Regions from separate parts of the Homo sapiens genome. Here region 1 is linked to region 2. A link is a loop called in an ENCODE intact Hi-C map of the cell type or tissue named here. Cell type or tissue: GM12878. All regions are shown on one strand. Each heading gives the region's core, and the rest is flanking DNA. Links, peaks and the distances in the headings are about the cores only.

The links. Peaks named below come from ENCODE experiments on the same cell type or tissue, not always from the same donor. Only the 100,000 strongest peaks of a DNase experiment are listed, where the experiment ranks them.
Region 1: it touches region 2 in a loop (2.2-fold over the local background); 6 of 110 quality-filtered maps call a loop at or near these places.

What each region holds. Positions count from the first base shown.
Region 1 is chr14:34,084,107-34,092,390 of GRCh38, forward strand. It overlaps LOC102724945 (a long non-coding RNA gene), which reads right to left. Exons shown (of 9, transcript XR_001750942.2): 5 at 8,215-8,284. Among named protein-coding and RNA genes, the nearest start is that of EGLN3-AS1, 48 kb to the left of the region's middle. In GM12878, for the core only: no CTCF peak of the experiment used is centred there; a DNase peak (open chromatin) is centred at 3,638.
Region 2 is chr14:33,969,168-33,977,509 of GRCh38, forward strand. It overlaps LOC102724945 (a long non-coding RNA gene), which reads right to left. Exons shown (of 9, transcript XR_001750942.2): 8 at 4,418-4,612. Among named protein-coding and RNA genes, the nearest start is that of EGLN3, 22 kb to the left of the region's middle. RefSeq lists an enhancer at 3,506-3,825. In GM12878, for the core only: no CTCF peak of the experiment used is centred there; DNase peaks (open chromatin) are centred at 3,644 and 3,784; H3K4me3 peaks cover 218 bases; H3K27ac peaks cover 783 bases.

The sequences.
Region 1 (8,284 bases), core at 285-8,284, 120 kb after region 2:
GCTGCCTGTGGCCCACTCTATGAGCAACAATCTCTTCTGTTCAGTGCTCATCAAGAACATGTGCTTTGAAGCCACCAGGGTTTTAATTCCTGCTATACTTAATAGCAAAATGACGTTGACCAAATACCCCTTGCTTCATTTTCCTCATCTAAGTTGGAGATAACAGTACTCCCATATTAGTCAGGACTCATTCAATTATAGGCAGCAGAAATGTAAACTACTAGGTTAAACCAGATGAAATTCTGACATTCAACCTGCAAATATGGCATTTTCATATGGTTCAATCTAATAGCTTAAGCAAAAAGGAAATTTATTGGTTTTTGAAACTTCAAAGTACATTAGTGGGGGTAGGTACCATATACATCTGAATCCAAGGCTTAAATGAATAAAGGGAAGGAGAAGCCCTCTATTTCCAGCAACCAGCATTGGATCATATGGCATACGAGGACTCTAACTGGTCCTACTTTGGTCATTCTCCCAGCCCCTGGTCTAATCACTGGCCAAAGGAACATGACATTTCATGATTGGTCAGGCTTGTGCTTGGGAGTAAGTAGGGCACTATGATGAATAGATTGACAGTCCTGTCAGATAAACCCTATCTGTCTTGGTCAGTTATATCTCTGGTCCCTAGCACATAATACTTACCAAAAAGATTAGGTAAATAAATGATTGGGAAAAGGGTATTGCACAGTTTCCTCAGTCAAAGAAGCAGCAGACAGAAACATTAGAATTCAATGATAAATGCCTACATCATATGGTTAAGATTACATAAGAAAGTGATACACATGAGACAGAGACTGGCACATAGTAGCACATTTACCTGCAAAATAGATCAGGCAAGCATTGGAGCCCATATTTTCCATGTAGAGACTGGCACGTAGCAGGTGCCCAGTTCTCTTGATGGACTGAGTCAGTTAAAAAGTGAACTCAGCCAGGTGCGGTGGCTCGTGCCTGTAATCCCAGCACTTTGGGAGGGCGAGGCAGGTGAATCACTTGAGATCAGAAATTTGACACCAGGCTGGCCAACATGGTGAAACCCTGTCTCCAATAAAAATACAAAAATTAGCCAGGCATGACGGCACACTCCTGTAATCCCAGCCAGTCAGGTGGCTGAGCCAGGAGAGTCGCTTGAACCCAGGAGGCGGAGGTTGCAGTGAGCCAAGATCATGCCACTGCACTCCAGCCTGGGAGACAGAGTGAGAGTCAGTCTCCAAAAAAAAAAAAAAAGTGAACTCATAAATAGACAGTGAGCAATCTGGATCCCATTCCTTTGGGAAATGTTCTTCATCCTATTGCAATTGTGATTTTGTCTCAAGTTTTCCTATGAACATCCAGACAGCCATATAATCAACAGGGCAAGAGAAAATGGGCATTAAATCCAACTGGAGGCATTTTAGTTAGAGACCTACATTAGGAAAATCTCTAGGATCTATAAAACAAATCCATAAAACTTAAGCAAACAGGCTAATTTTTATTATAATTCTTCCTGGTGGAAGAAAGTGAGCAGATGACTTTTAAGAGTCCTTATCCAGTGACTGGCAGCATTTGTACCTCACATTCCAGCCCACGTGAGGACAAAGGACAGGGGATGGGAGCAGGAGACACAATATCAGAATATTTGATTTGGAAGTGTCCACAGAGCTCATCTAGTCTAATCCTCTCATTTTACTAAAGAGGAAATGAGGCCTGGAGAACTGAGGTGGCTTGTCAAAGGGTCACAAAGGCAGAGTTGAATCCAGGTCTTTTCAATCCATGTCCATTCTTTGTCTTCCACACTATACCACAGGCAGTGGCAGCCCACTCTGAACCAATAGTGCCCCCATCACCCTTGTGAGGTGGGCAGGAAAGCAGGTGGGGAACAGGAATGCCTTAGTGAGGAGCTAATAAAGACCCTCATGTGGTAAAGGGTCAAGGGCAGGCATCTATGCACCCTGAAGTGTAATCCAACTTCCACGTTCAGTCACAAACCACATATTGCTGATCTACACCTTCCCACCTGCCACTTGCCCTCATAGAGCAGGATTATGGTCTGAAGACAATCCAAAACATATGCGATATTTTGAAAAAAAAAATCCTTTGTCAAGCAATTTTAACAAATAACAAGTTAGGTTGTTTTATGAACACCTTATTTTCTAAAATAAAATACAGGACATTAATCTGACAAAGGAGTTTTGAGCCTCTTCTGAATAAGAAAAAAATGAGAAAAAAACATTTAGGTGCTGAAATATTGACTTGGTGGGTTTATGAGGAGAAGAGGCAGCTTATTTGCAATTGGGATAAATCCAGGACATGTGCTCACTTAGAGGCATACTTTTTACACATATTTTGTGCCAAACTGTTAGTTATCCACCAATGTCAGCTCTCCCCTTCCTCACTGGCAGAGCTCCTATATTGCTGGGGGAAAGGGTGTGTATTAGTTCATTTTCGCACTACTATAAAGAACCACCTGAGACTGAGTAATTTATAAAGAAAAGAGGTTTGACTCACAGTTCCACATGGCTGGGGAGGCCTCAGGAAACACAATCATGGAGGAAGGTGAAGGGGAAGCAAAGCATATCTTACAAGGTGGCAGGAGACGGAGGAGGGAGACTGCCACCCACTTTAAACCATGAGATCTCATGAGAACCCCCATGATCTAATCACCTTCCACCAGGTCCCTCCTTCAACACACGGTGATTACAATTCGAGATGAGATTTGGGTGGGGACACACAGCAAAACCATATCAGGTATGTCAGTATGCCAGCTTAATTTTTTAAGTTACTCATTTCAGATGTAAGCAAAAGTCATTAAGCCTTTCTAGAAAACCCCTTCTATTCCTATTCCCCCTCTTTCTACATCTTCTATGTGCTGATCAGATGGCTGGAGCTCTAGAAATCATATCATAAACATGGGATGAGGATCCATCCTAGAGATCATGGAATGTTGGGCCGCAAAGAGCCTAGGTCCCCAAAGACCTCATAAGCCCCACCACATCGGCCCTATACTGCCCTACAGTGTCCTCTTAGGTGACAGAAAAGTAAAGCCCTGCCTTGTTTAAACCAGTTTTCAGATCAGACAAGCACAGTTCCTGACTGATGCAAACTCGTGGCATTGACTTGGAAAAGTTATAGCCCCTTCATGTCTCAGTCTCTTCCCTTTAAAATTAGGTAAGAACATTAACCAGCATTAAAGAACACATAATACAGTAGTTTTAAAATTTTGTTTATTGAAATGATTGTGGCAGAGTTCAGAGGAGGAAAGGAATCCTTTACATGGATCTCTGAATTCTGCCAAACTTGAATCAGAACAGCTCCTCTTCTTTTTGATGAGTTTCCTAGTAAGATTTCAGTTGGAGGGAAAAAAAAAACTTAAAGGCTAAAAGAATTTGAAAATCACTGGCATAGAAAAACATTTAGGACACATGGGGCATACCATTGCTCATGAGATTGTATTTTTCCAACGTTGCCAATGCATCTGGTGATGCCAGTTGGTTCCTCGGCAGGACCAATATTTCCCACCTGTAGACTAGCCTCAGGGAGCAGGATAGGGCCACTAAGCAGTGCAAAATGCCCTAATCATTGCAGGAATAAAACCAATCAACCCTGCTTCCTTCATGCTGTGCTCTAACCACCTAAAGAATAACTAATGAACCTGAGAGTGGTGTGGTGTGGCAGCTGCTCTGTGAGGTGTTAGAGACCAGAGGCATCTGAGGAGTCATGTGCATTCAGAAGGTGTGTTGTCATTCAGTGGCTCTGAGCTCATCTTGGACCTTTGTTCACTCTGCGTGCTATCTCCATTCCCAGCTGCCAAACTCCAGACTCTGCCGGGGATGGTCAAGCTTTCCTTGACTTCCTTTCTCATGCTCTCAAACATCTCTAGACAAACACAGATTGTTAAAACAGATCATTCAGCTGAAATATATTCTATTTGCATCACATCTTACCTCTTTCTTTTCCCACTCTACTCTACCACCCCAACAACATGCCTGCAAATACACCCTTCTGAATGGGTTTTGGAATGATGATGGGAGAAATAAAAGAGGAAAGATGACATTAAAAATTAAGAGAAAGTATTTACAGCATAATTAGTAAGGAGAAGATGGAAGGTCTTTGCTTCCTGTTGGATTCATTGAGGTGGAAGGGAGTGCTAGATATATCATCTCTTGGACCTCAGTACCTCTTGCCACCTTTTTTTTTTCTTTTGACACAGGATCTGGCTCTATCACCCAGGCTGGAGTGCAGTGGCACCATCTTGGCTCACTGCAACCTCTGCCTCCTGGGTTCAAGCCATCCTCCCACCTCAGCCTCCCAAGTAGCTGGGACTACAGGCACACACCACCACGCCCAGCTCATTTTTGTATTTTTTGTAGAGACAGGGTTTCACTGTGTTGCCCAGGCTGGTCTCAAACTCCTGAGCTCAAGCAATCTGTCTGCCTCAGCCTCCCGAAGTGCTGGAATTACAGGCATGAGCCACCGTGCCCGGCCAGAAGTCTTATTTGATCCAGTCAGGTGAACCAAGGCAAATGCCCTTGTTGGAAGAGCTCGTTTCTCACCCCTTATCCCCTTCCTCCAAATTAGGGTCATATAACTGAGACACTATTTCTTCTATATGATCTTTAAAATTAGGTAACGTTGGAATGATCCCTGTTCATAGGATGCAAGGCTGGTTCAATGTTCAAGAATCAATCAATGTAATCCACCATATTAATAAATTAAAAGGAAAAAAATCACATGATCATATCAGTAGACACAGAAGACACTTGACAAAATTTGACACCTATTAATGATAAAAAAAAAAAACTCTCAGAAAACTAGGAATAGTGAGGAACCTTCTCAATCTGATAAAGAACATCTACAAAAAAACCACAACTAACATTATAATTATAGAAGACTGCTTTTCCCCTAAGATCACTTATAAGGCAAGCATGTCTGCAAGAATGTCTGCTCTCACCACTGCTGTCCAACTGTGATCTAGCCGGCTCAATAAGGCAAGAAAAGGAAATAAAAGGCATACAGATAAGAAAGGAAGGACTAAAATTATCTCTGTTTGCAGACGCAGTGATAGTTTGCATAGAAAATCTCAAGGAATCTACAAAAACCTTCCTTAAACTGAGTTCAGCAAGGTCACTGACATAAGATCAACATATGAAAATCAGTTGTGACAATTAAAAAGTGATTTGTATTTCTGTATTCTAAAAGTGAATATGTGGAAACATTATAAATACAATACCATTTATAATCACTAAAAAAAAAAAATACATGAATGTAAAACGAGATAGCAATGGACTGCCTGCTATTCACAGGTCTCTCAGTTGCTAGAAGGCCCCGTTCTGAGATAAGCCACCTCTCCACCCTGACACTAGTAAAGAGGTCAGAAAACCTTGAGTAAGGTTGGAGGTATTAATTTCGGGCAATTAATTACATTCTTTCAGCATCCATCTCCCAGAAGTTTTCACTGGGAAAATCCTTTAGGAGGACATCCCCCATTAGCTATTCATTTTTCTTTTGCACTGACTGGAGAACGAAGCGACTGTCAGCTGTGTCACACAACTCGTCGAAATTCACCCCTGGGTGAAGTGATCCTCAAATAATTACCAAATGTAGTTCAGGTAACTGAATTAGTGAATTACATTGGCTCCTTTGAGATGAAAGACTCTTTAGGAATGTGAAATACTTTGGCTCTTTGTTATTAATAACCTGAACAATGAAAGAGCCCAAAGTAGTATTCAATATGCTCCAGGAATGGAATGACTAAAATTAAAGAATGCAATTGATTTTCATTTTCCATACTTTTCATTTTCTATCCTTTTCATTTCAGTAGTCAGGACTGAATATGACAAGTCATCAAATCCCCTCTGATGTTAATAAGGCATCAACTACAGAGCTCCAAGAAGAGAAAAATCCAGTCGAAGTGTGGCAAGTTGTTGGTTCTCCTGCTCTCTATGATTTATTATCTTTTCTTCTTACCATCTCATTATGATACCTACAGGTAAAAACCTCCTACCTTGATCTGCTTCATTTTCTTCAACCTTAGTCTAATAATTCGACATTAAACATCTCAACTACCTTTGCATCCTTCAGACAAACAATCACGCCCATGAGTTGTGCTTAGCAGAGCAATGTAGGATGCCCTCGGCTTGGTGCTCCGCTGCAGGTCATCAATGCAGGGTGTGAGGATGACAGAGCCCAAAGGCAAATCCCAGGCAGACAGACCTGACCTTAAAGCAGGAGGAACGGGAAGTGGCAGGGAGGGGTTAAGGTTGACAAATCAAATCCTAGTCTACCTGAGGTTGGTAGAAAGGCTGAAGATGTTTGTGGGGATGTTAGGCCCTAATCATATTAGATATGGGGGCTGCATTTGTTGAATCAGATTTGCAGTTCCTCACCTTTAGTTTTCATTTGTAAAGTGTTGAGGGTTTTCTATTTCTCTTTCTTGGTTTCAAAATACCTTTTAAAAGGTAATGTATTCATTTTGGAACTGGAATAGGTAATACATTCACATAGTTCATAATTCAAAAGGTATACAATTATATAGAGTGAAACCTCCCTCCTACCCACAGGCACCAGCCACCCTGTTTCCCCTCTGAGGGCATCAGTGTCACTGACTGACTACTTTTTCTTGCAGAAATATCCAAGTGAATTTGTATAAGACACCACCCATGATCTTCTGTTTACACAAATAGTAACTCACTATTCTCTTCTGTACCTTGCTTTTTTTACTTAATGTATTTTGGAGATGATGCCACATCATTTCACTATAAAAAGAACTCTTCAATCTTTTCCCTCAATCTTTTTTTTTATGACTAGTAATTCATTACATTAGACAAATGGGATCATTTGTCTAACTACTCTTCCATTGATGATCATTTACATTACTTCCAATTTTTTGGTACTACAAACAATGCTGCAATGATTAACCTTATTCATAAATGATTTCCATGCATAAGAGTGTGTCTGTAATTTAATATAATTGCTATTAAGCATTATGAATATTTAAGTATTATAAGTAATCTCTAGAAATAAAATTGTTGAATCAATGAGTATGTATATTTGTAATTTCAATAAATATTGCCAAATTGCCCACCTATATCACCTGATATAATGTCCTTTGCTCATTTTTCTATTGGTTTCTTCATCTTTTCCTTACTAACTAGGATTCATTGTGTACCAGTGAGTTGCAAATATGTTTCTCAACTTGTCCATTGACTTTTGACTTGCTATTGTCATTTTTGCATGCAGATATTTTTTAAAGCACAGCTGAATTTTTCAGTCTTTATTTTATGACTCCTGTAATTTGTGTCATGTTTTAAAAGGTTTTTTAAGCTATAAATTACAACAAAAAATCTTTTATGATTTCTTTCATATTTTATGGTTTCACATGTTTGTAAAATCTCTGACCCACCCATCTGAGATTTATTTGGCAAGGTGTGAGGTATAGCTCTAACTTTTAACATTTATTTACTGTTATAGCTGACTACCCTGTTGTCCAGACGCCATTAATAAAAACTCCAGTTTTCCCCCACTGATTTGAAATGAGGTGTTTTTTTTTTTATCATATGCTAAATCCCTGTATGTATTTGGGTCTACTTCTTGATTTCCTATTCCATTTCATTGCTCTATTCATGTGCCAGCGGAACCCAGATTTAATTTTTTAAAACTTAACTACAATTAATTGCACTTTAATTTTTAAAACTTTATGTATCTCCCCAAAGTGACTTTTTCTTGGGGTCAGAGATTGAATGGAAATGAAGTTTTCTGTCTGTGTCTCGTGACTTTGTTTACTTCCCCTTGCATAGCTCACCGCCAAATTTTTCTTAATCTTCCAGGAAAATAAGTGTAGCCTGTACTATCGGAGTGGTAGGGTCAAATAAACAAAATAAGTGTGGGCTTATAAGGAGATGACCATAAGAATACTGTATTTCCCTTTTCCAGATCCCATTGCATGACAGACTCACAAGGGACATGCTTATTCATTTCTAAGACCACAACTTTAAAATCAAGTTATGTTTAATAAACATTAATAAATGTTTACTTAAAAGGTTTAATAAACATTTACTACATGGCAAATTATTTTAGCTAGAATGCTTTTGGCTTCAAGTCATAGAAACCAGATTCAAATACCCTTAAACAATTTTTAAAAATTCATTGATGGGGATAACTGTAATCCCCAAGGGGAAGAGGGTTGGGTAGACAGGTTCAGTGGCCAGCCCAGTTATTACAGATTCAGACTCTTACCATCTTTCTGCTCTGCCACCCTCAGTCATTGGCTCCATTCTCAGGCTGCGCATGGCAAGATGGCTTTGGA
Region 2 (8,342 bases), core at 61-8,060:
CAGAAAACCCAGGAAGAGGAAACGACTCTGGAGTTAGGATCCACCAGTCTGAGCTCCTTAGGGGCACTTCAAGGGCTGGACGAACTAGGCTAATAAAGGCAGGGAGTTGTGATTAAATGGATGAAGGACACCTGAACTTTGCCTGCAGCATTTAGTCTTCATGTGAAAGTGAGAGTGGTTTTGGAGCCTTAAGGAGAACAGGGTGGAGGGCTATGCAGGGTTGGGGACTCATGCATTGAACAGAGAAGTGGTGGATTTCAAAGTGGTGGAGCACATCATAATCACCTGTGGCACGTTTTTCAAACTCTCAGTTTTGTTCCATCCCTGTTCTCTATTGCACCCCACTGCCCATGTTCTCTTTTTTAGTTTTAGGTAAACAGTTTAGTTTTCCTCAGAAAACTAAAAATAGTACTACCATATCCCCCTCCTATCACTGTGCAATGGAGCCTGTGTTACTCACAGGAGATTATCTATCTCCCAGTTGTGTTAAGGTTAGGAGTGTATCCAAGCTTTGTGGGTACGGAAACTGATACAATTTTAGGGAGCCTCTTTAAGAAAATAAATACAATTTCTATAAAAATTACAAAACATTGATGTGAGAAATTAAAGAGGACACACAGAAATGAAGAAATTTCATGTTCATGGATTGGAAGAATCAATATGATTAAAATGTTCATACTACCCAAAGCAATCTAGACATTACAATCCCTATCTAAATACAAATGGCATTCTTCACAGAAATAGAAAAAAAAAATCCTGAACTTGATATAGAACCACAAAAGATCCAGAATAGCCAAAGCTATCCTAAGCAAAAAGAACAAAACTGTTGAAATCACATTATCTGACTTCAAATTATATTACAGAACTATAGTAACCAAAACAGCATGGTACTGGCATAAAAACAGACACATAGACCAATGGAACAGAATAGAGAACACAGAAACAAATTCACACATCTACCATGAACTCATTTTCAACAAAGGTGCCAAGAACATACATTAGGGAAAAGACAGTCTCTTCAGTCAGCAGTGCTGAAAAACTGGATATCCATATGCTGAAGAATGACGCTAGCCCCCATCTCTCACCATATACAAAATCAAATCAAGATGGATTAAATAATTAAATCTAAGAATTTAAACTATGAAACTATTCAAAACAACATTGAAACTCTCCAAGACATTGGACTGAGTGAAGATTTCTTAAGTAATACCCCAGAAGCACAGGCAAACAAAGCAAAACTGGACAAATGGGATTACACCAAGTTAAAAAACTTCTGCACAGCAAAGGAAACAATCAAAAAAACAAAGAGACAACCCACAGAATGGGAGAAAATATTCGCAAACTATCCATCTGACAAGGGATTAATAACCAGAATATATAAGGCACTCAAATAACTCTATAGGGAAAAATCAAATAATCAGATTTAAAAATGGGAAAAAGATCTGAATAGACATTTCTCAAAAGAAGACATACAAATGGCAAACAGGTATACGAAAAGGTGCTCAACATCACTGATCATCAGAGAAATGCAAATCCAAACTACAATGAGATATTATCTCATCCCAGTTAGAATGGCTTTCATGCAAAAGGTAGACAATGATGAATGCTGGTGAAGATGTGGAGTAAAAGGAAACCTCGTACACTGTTGGTGGGAATGTAAATTAGAATAACCTCTATGGAGAACAGTTTGGAACCGTTTGTTTTTTTTTTTTAGTTTTAGTTAAACAGTTTATTTTTCCTCGGAAAACTAAAAATAGAACTACCATAGGCTCCAGCAATCCCATTGCTAGGTATATACCCAAAAGAAAGGAAATCAGTATATTGAAGGGATATCTACACCCCCAAATTTATTGAAGCACTATTCACAATAGCCAGGTTTGGAAGCAACCTAAGTGTCACCAACGGATGAATGGATAAAGCAAATGTGGTACATATACACAATGGAGTACTATTCAGCCATAAAGAATGAGAGCCCATCATTTGCAACAACATGTATGGAACTGGAACTCCTTATGTTAAGTGAAATAAGCCAGGCCCAGAATGACAAACTTTTTATGTTCTCACTTATTCGTGGGAGCTAAAAAAAAAAAAAATTAAAAAACAATTGAACTCATAGAGAGTAGAGTGGGGTAGGGAGAGTCAGAATGGTTAGTGAGTACAAAAACATAGTTAGATGAATGAACAAGAGCTAGTAATTTCATAGCACAACAGGGTGACTGCAGTCAACAGTAGCTTATTGTAGATTTAAAAATAGCTAAAAGACTACAATTGTTCGTAACACAAAGAAAGTATAAATGCTTGGGGTGATGGATACCCCATTTGCCCTGATGTTATTATTATACATTGTGTGACTATATCAAAATATCTTATGTACCCTGTAAATATATACATCTACATACTTAATGACTTCCAGTTCCATCCATGTTGTTGCAAATGATAGGATCTCATTCTTCTTTATGGCTGAATAGTACTCCATTGCGTACTATTTACCCACAAAAGTTAAAAACTTAAAAAAACTTTAAAAATTAAAATTTAAAGAGAAGATAAATACAAAATAGAGAATATAAATGCCTATAGTCAACATAAAACTCATTCAGAGCACTCCGGGGCCACATACAGATCTGCATCATTCATTTTAGTAATGGCGTGATGTTTCATTGTGTAAATACACTGTAATTTACTTGCCCACCCCCATTGATAGATCTGTATATTGTTTCCAGTCTCTTGCTATTATTCTCTATCCAAGGTTGCCATGAGTACTTTTGTACATATATCAATTCCCATACTTAGGAGCATATCTGAAAGGCAAATTGTAGAAGTGAAATCACTGGGTTAAAGGGTTTGCGCATTTCTAATTTTGGTAAATATTACTAAATCACTCTCTATAGAAATTGTTCCAGGTTATAGTCCCACCAGTATAATATGAGGGAATCTGTTTTCCACACCCTTGCTGATACAACGTTATTATCAATATTGTTTTATCTTTGTCACTTTGACAAGTTAAAAAAAATTATTTCTCTCTCCTTTTTTTTCACCATCAGTGAGTCTGAGCACTTTTTCACATATCTGAGCCGCATACGTAAGGTTCTTCTTGTTGTTATTGTTTTGATGATCCGTTCATATCCTTTGCCAGTTTTTTTTTCTATTGGGTTATTGAATTTTTTCTTACTGATTTGTAGAAATCCTTTATATTTTAGGGAATTTAGTCCTTTGCCTATTATGTGAGTTTCAAGTATTTTCCCCAGTCTTTTGTTGGTCTTTTGAGCTGGCTTATATGGCCTTTGCCATAAATATATTTTTTAAATGTCATTAAATTTAGCATTCCAGGAATGGGCTATTTTAGCTTTGGTGGTCAGTGAAGGCTCCTCTGAAAAGGTAGCATTTGAGTGAAAACCTAAATTTCATGCCACAGGCAGGAGACAAGTGCTGTAGTCAGGAGGCTCTGGGGCAAGAATGTGCTCGGTGTCTTTGGGGAACTGAAAGAAGCCCTGGAGAACACAATATACAATGGCACACCAGGAAGCAGCGAGTCACACCAGGCCCAGGTAGGGAGGTTTGGAAGCCAGGGACAGACATGGGCTAGCTTTTGGGCCCCAGAGAGAAACCAAAATCAATGGGGAAAAAAAAATGATGTGAAGGCAATTTTAGGTTCTATTTAACTATTAGACGAACATTCCAATAATTATCACAGTCCAGTGTGCAGCGGGCTCCAGGGGTATTTGTCAGCTGCTTTCCTGTCCCTGAAACTTCTCAGGCAGAAGTGTAAAACACAGCTGGGTGGAAACACTGTAGAGGAACTCAAGCGTTAGATGGGGGTTTGACTAGTTGACATTTATCTCCAGTCTAAGCTTAACAAGATTCTGAGATTTTCTGCGGTGTGTATGCCCCTGCATTTGTCTTTCCTTATGGTTTCTCTCATTTTCTCTTCTTTTTTTTTTTTTTTTTTGAGACGGAGTCTCGTTCTGTCGCGCAGGCTGGAGTGAGGTGGCGCGATCTCCGCTCACTCTAAGCTCCACCTCCTGGGTTCACGCCATTCTCCTGCCTCAGCCTCCGAGGTAGCTGGGACTACAGGCGCCCGCCACCACGCCCAGCTAAATTTTTGTATTTTTAGTAGAGACGGGGTTTCACCGTGTTAGCCAGGATGGTCTCAATCTCCCGACCTCGTGATCCCCCTGCCTCGGCCTCCCGAAGTGTTGGGATTACAGGCGTGAGCCACCGCGCCCGGCCCTCAATTTCTCGTCTTAAATATACTTTCTTTCTTTCTATTATCCTCCCTCGTGTGATAGTACTGCCAACGGTTTCTTCTTGGCTCCACCGATACCTCTAAAGGCCAAGTTTATACACTGTTTACATGGAAATATCTTTCTATTTTCAGTGACACCTGTTTATGTCTATGGCTTTCACATCTTGCACATACCTGACACAGGAACCTTCTTTGACCAGGAGTTTCTGAGGACAGGAACCACATCATTTCCCTCCTGTGTTGTATCCGGGTACAGAGAGACGGAGCCTCTGGGCGCTCAGTAATCAGGTGATGCTAATATGCATTCACAGGCTGTTTTTGCAAAATTGCTAATGACAGACAGTATGGTTTCCTCTCAACAGTTGAGATCTAGGAAAAGTGAGGGTAAAGAATGCCCTGAGGAATCAGGATAGGAAACTGAGTTGGAAGCCTTCCCTACAGATAAGTTAAAGCCACAGTTATGGATGGAATCACTAAGGCAGGTTGCAATACAGAGGGTACAAGGAGGCATGAAAATAAAGAAAACATCCATGAGATTTCTAGCATAGAAACACCTTAAAAACTGGGAGATGCCCAATAAAAAAACAAGTCCTAAAATGCTTTTTAAAAATCCACCCTGGATTTTGTGGGAGATGGGAGTTGTCCTGCCTCAAACACATTTAGTACAATTAGATATACAAACATAAAGAAGCCTACATTTTATGATTTGCTCACTGTTTATGTTTTACAATTTTTTGCATACACAAGCAAAGGAAAACATTAGCAAATGGGGAGGAGGGGTAAGCAGCCCAAAATAGCAATGAACAGGAGTTGATTTTATGCTTTTTAAAAAAATCTGAAAATCCATTCCACATGACAGCTAATTCATTTTACTCCTTGCTTACCATATATTCTTCTTATCAATGGGTACATTAAAAAACAACTACAAAATTGTTATTATAGAACAAGGTCAAACAAAAAGAAAAAAATACAGAACATAGTGAATATTTCCTGTGTAAATCCTGAATTTAGAGTATGAAAAGCCAGTAGAGATTTGACTTATGCTAGGCCCTTGAAAAAGTTTCTACTTTCTTTCTCTTTTCTTTTCTTTTCTTTTTTTTTTTTTTTTTTTTTTTTTTTTTTTTTTTTTTGAGACAGAGTTTTGCTCGTTGCCCAGGCTGGAGTGCAATGGCACAATCTCGGCTCACTGCAACCTCTGCCTCCTGGGTTCAAGTGATTCTCCTGCCTCAGCCTCCCAAGTAGCTGGGATTACAGGGATGCGCCACCACACCTGGCTAAATTTTTTTTGTATTTTTAGTAGAGACAGGGTAACCACTCCATGTTGGTCAGGCTGGTCTCGAACTCCTGACCTTAGGTGATCCACACGCCTCAGCCTCCCAAAGTGCTGGGATTACAGGTGTGAGCCACTGCACCCAGCCAAAACTTTCTACTTTTCTGCTTTCTGAGGCTTTGAATTTAAAACTTTTTTTATTCACTATTTGCCAACAGGACCCCAGTTCTGACTGTCAGTTGGTGAGTGTGTGAGACTTGGAGCAAATCACTTCCCCTCTCTGGGTCTCGGGATCCTCTCCTACTGAAGGACACAGGATTTTACAGATTCTCCCAGACACTGTCTCCTATGGTTCTATGAAAACTTTACTTTCCACTGCCTTTTCTCATTCGTTTTATGGTCTAGGAAAGAGCTGCTGAATTTTCAAGCAATGCTAGGATTCTGTAGAAGGAGATACATCTGGTCTGCTGGTGCTTTTCTTAAAGTAATATACATATGTTCTGTCCATAAAACATCCTAGCAGTGTCTTTCTGCACCTTCTCCTAGAAGTCTGCACAACTTCTGTCTCTGTGATAAGATCACACAACTCCAGAAGCATAAGTCATTTATGTTGTGAACCAAAAGGCCATGGCTTGATTTTATTTTCAATCTAATCTAGCCTGATCATAAACGAATCATTTGGAGCAACTAGATTTTGAGTTGCTCCAAATGTTTTTTAGTTTACAATTGTTTTTATTTGTTCTTTGACCATGGTAATAATAAACAGTAAACCATTCACAGAACCTACATTTGTGTAACTTATGTGGTGCATGTCCATTTGATGAACCTTGATACTTAGGAAATGTGGAATCCCATAAGAGCAGGTTTCCTCAAGGCAAACCACTCATGAAAAGAGTCAGAAGTTTGTGTCTAATTCCTGTTTTAGAAATGTTATAAACTTGCAAATTTATTTTCCATTTGATTCAATCTGCCATCTCTAAATCTTTAGGGAGAATTACAGAAACGGAGATAAAATCTTGGTAATTTATTCAATTTTATCACTTCTACTGATCCCATAAAAAGACTCCATCTGTCAAATTATCTTTTCTTAAAAAAAAAAAAAACCTTTTCATAATTTTCTTCATATGGGTATGTTGAAATGAGTAGTTTAAGTATCTGTGTCATGAAAACTATTGACGTTCCAATAAAATCTGTTCTTTCTAAATTATCTGTTCTTTAGCCTCTTTTGAGAGGAAAACTTCAGCTTCTATCATTTGTTTGTAATTTGCTTGTGCAGCATAGGATTTATTGCTTTGGGTGAATATATTATGGCATATTTGAATAGTGTAGAATAAAATATTCTTATGTTAACATATTCTGTGATTTGGATCCCAATCCATAATCAGTACATCTTTCTTTTTAAAATTTCTGCCTTGGTTTTCTTGAAAGTCAAATTGTAAGAATAAATGGTAAGAATAAAAAGAAACCTAGTTGAATCATATCTTCGATCATATATTTTATTTGTTTTCTTTTTTTTTGAGACGGAGTCTCACTCTGTCGCCCAGATGACTGGAGTGCAGTGGCACGATCTCAGCTCACTGCAAGCTCCATCTCCTGGGTTCACACCATTTTCTCCAGCCTCAGCCTCCGAAGTAGCTGGGACTACAGGCTCCCGCCACCACGCCCAGCTAATTTTGTTTTTGTATTTTTAGTAGAGACGGGGTTTCACCGTGTTAGCCAGGATGGTCTCGATCTCCTGACCTCGTGATCCACCCGCCTCAGCCTCCCAAAGTGCTGGGATTCCAGGCGTGAGCCACTGCGCCCAGCAATATAATGTGAAGCTATTAAAAATGATGATGCGTGTTCTCACTTATAAGTGGGAGATAATCTTTGGTGCACACAGACATTAAAAAATGGGAACAACAGACACTTAGGGACTCCAAAAGGAGTGGCGCAAGGGCTGAAAAACTTCCCACTGGGTGCTGTGTTCACTATTTTGGTGACAGGATCAAATAGAAGCCCAAACCTCAGCATCACTAAATATACCCTTGCAACAAACCTGCACACGTGGAAAGCAGCACATTTCAATCCTGTTTTCATAAAACAAGTAAAATAAATACTGTATGAATCTGAAATTTCAAATGATGTATGCCGAGTGTAAATACTGGTACTTTTTTTGGGTGAACTATTTGAATTTCTATATTATCTTGGATATTATAGAAGTTCTTTTTATTTTTGGATACTTTTATTATCTGATTTTTAAATAATGCTGAAAAATACCTACTTAACAAAGGGTAGAGTCAAAGAGTTTTGAAGTAGAAGGGAAAGTAGAAGATTCCCTAATCCAAGTCCCCCGCCCCTCCTATCCCCTGCTACATCCAGTACTAGAATCCATTCTGAGGGTTTTTGACAGACTTATTTACTAAGGAACATCCAGACTTAATTAATAGGGAACACGCAGCTTTTCAAGTGTAACAATATAATACTGATGGCAGCAGAATTGTATTTAGGGAAAGAATATGGAATACTTTGTAGTACTGTAGGTATGGTAAGACCCCAAGAGCATGGGTGTAAACCAATGCTAAAGTGCTATGTAAGGGATAAGGAGAATAATGTGTGTTCTTTTGAACATATTTTTGCACCAACCACTATTTAGGTTGGTGCAAAAGCAATTCTGGTTTTTGCTATTGAAAGTAATGACAAAAACCACAATTACTTTTGTACCAGCCTAAAGTGGGAACAAGGCTTGCAGAGGAAGATGAGTGAAGTGGGCATTTAGCAAGATAGAGAGAGGAAGGCTCCACTCCCACTGTCTCTGAGTGAGGCTGGCTGGAAGTCTTTCCACCTAGC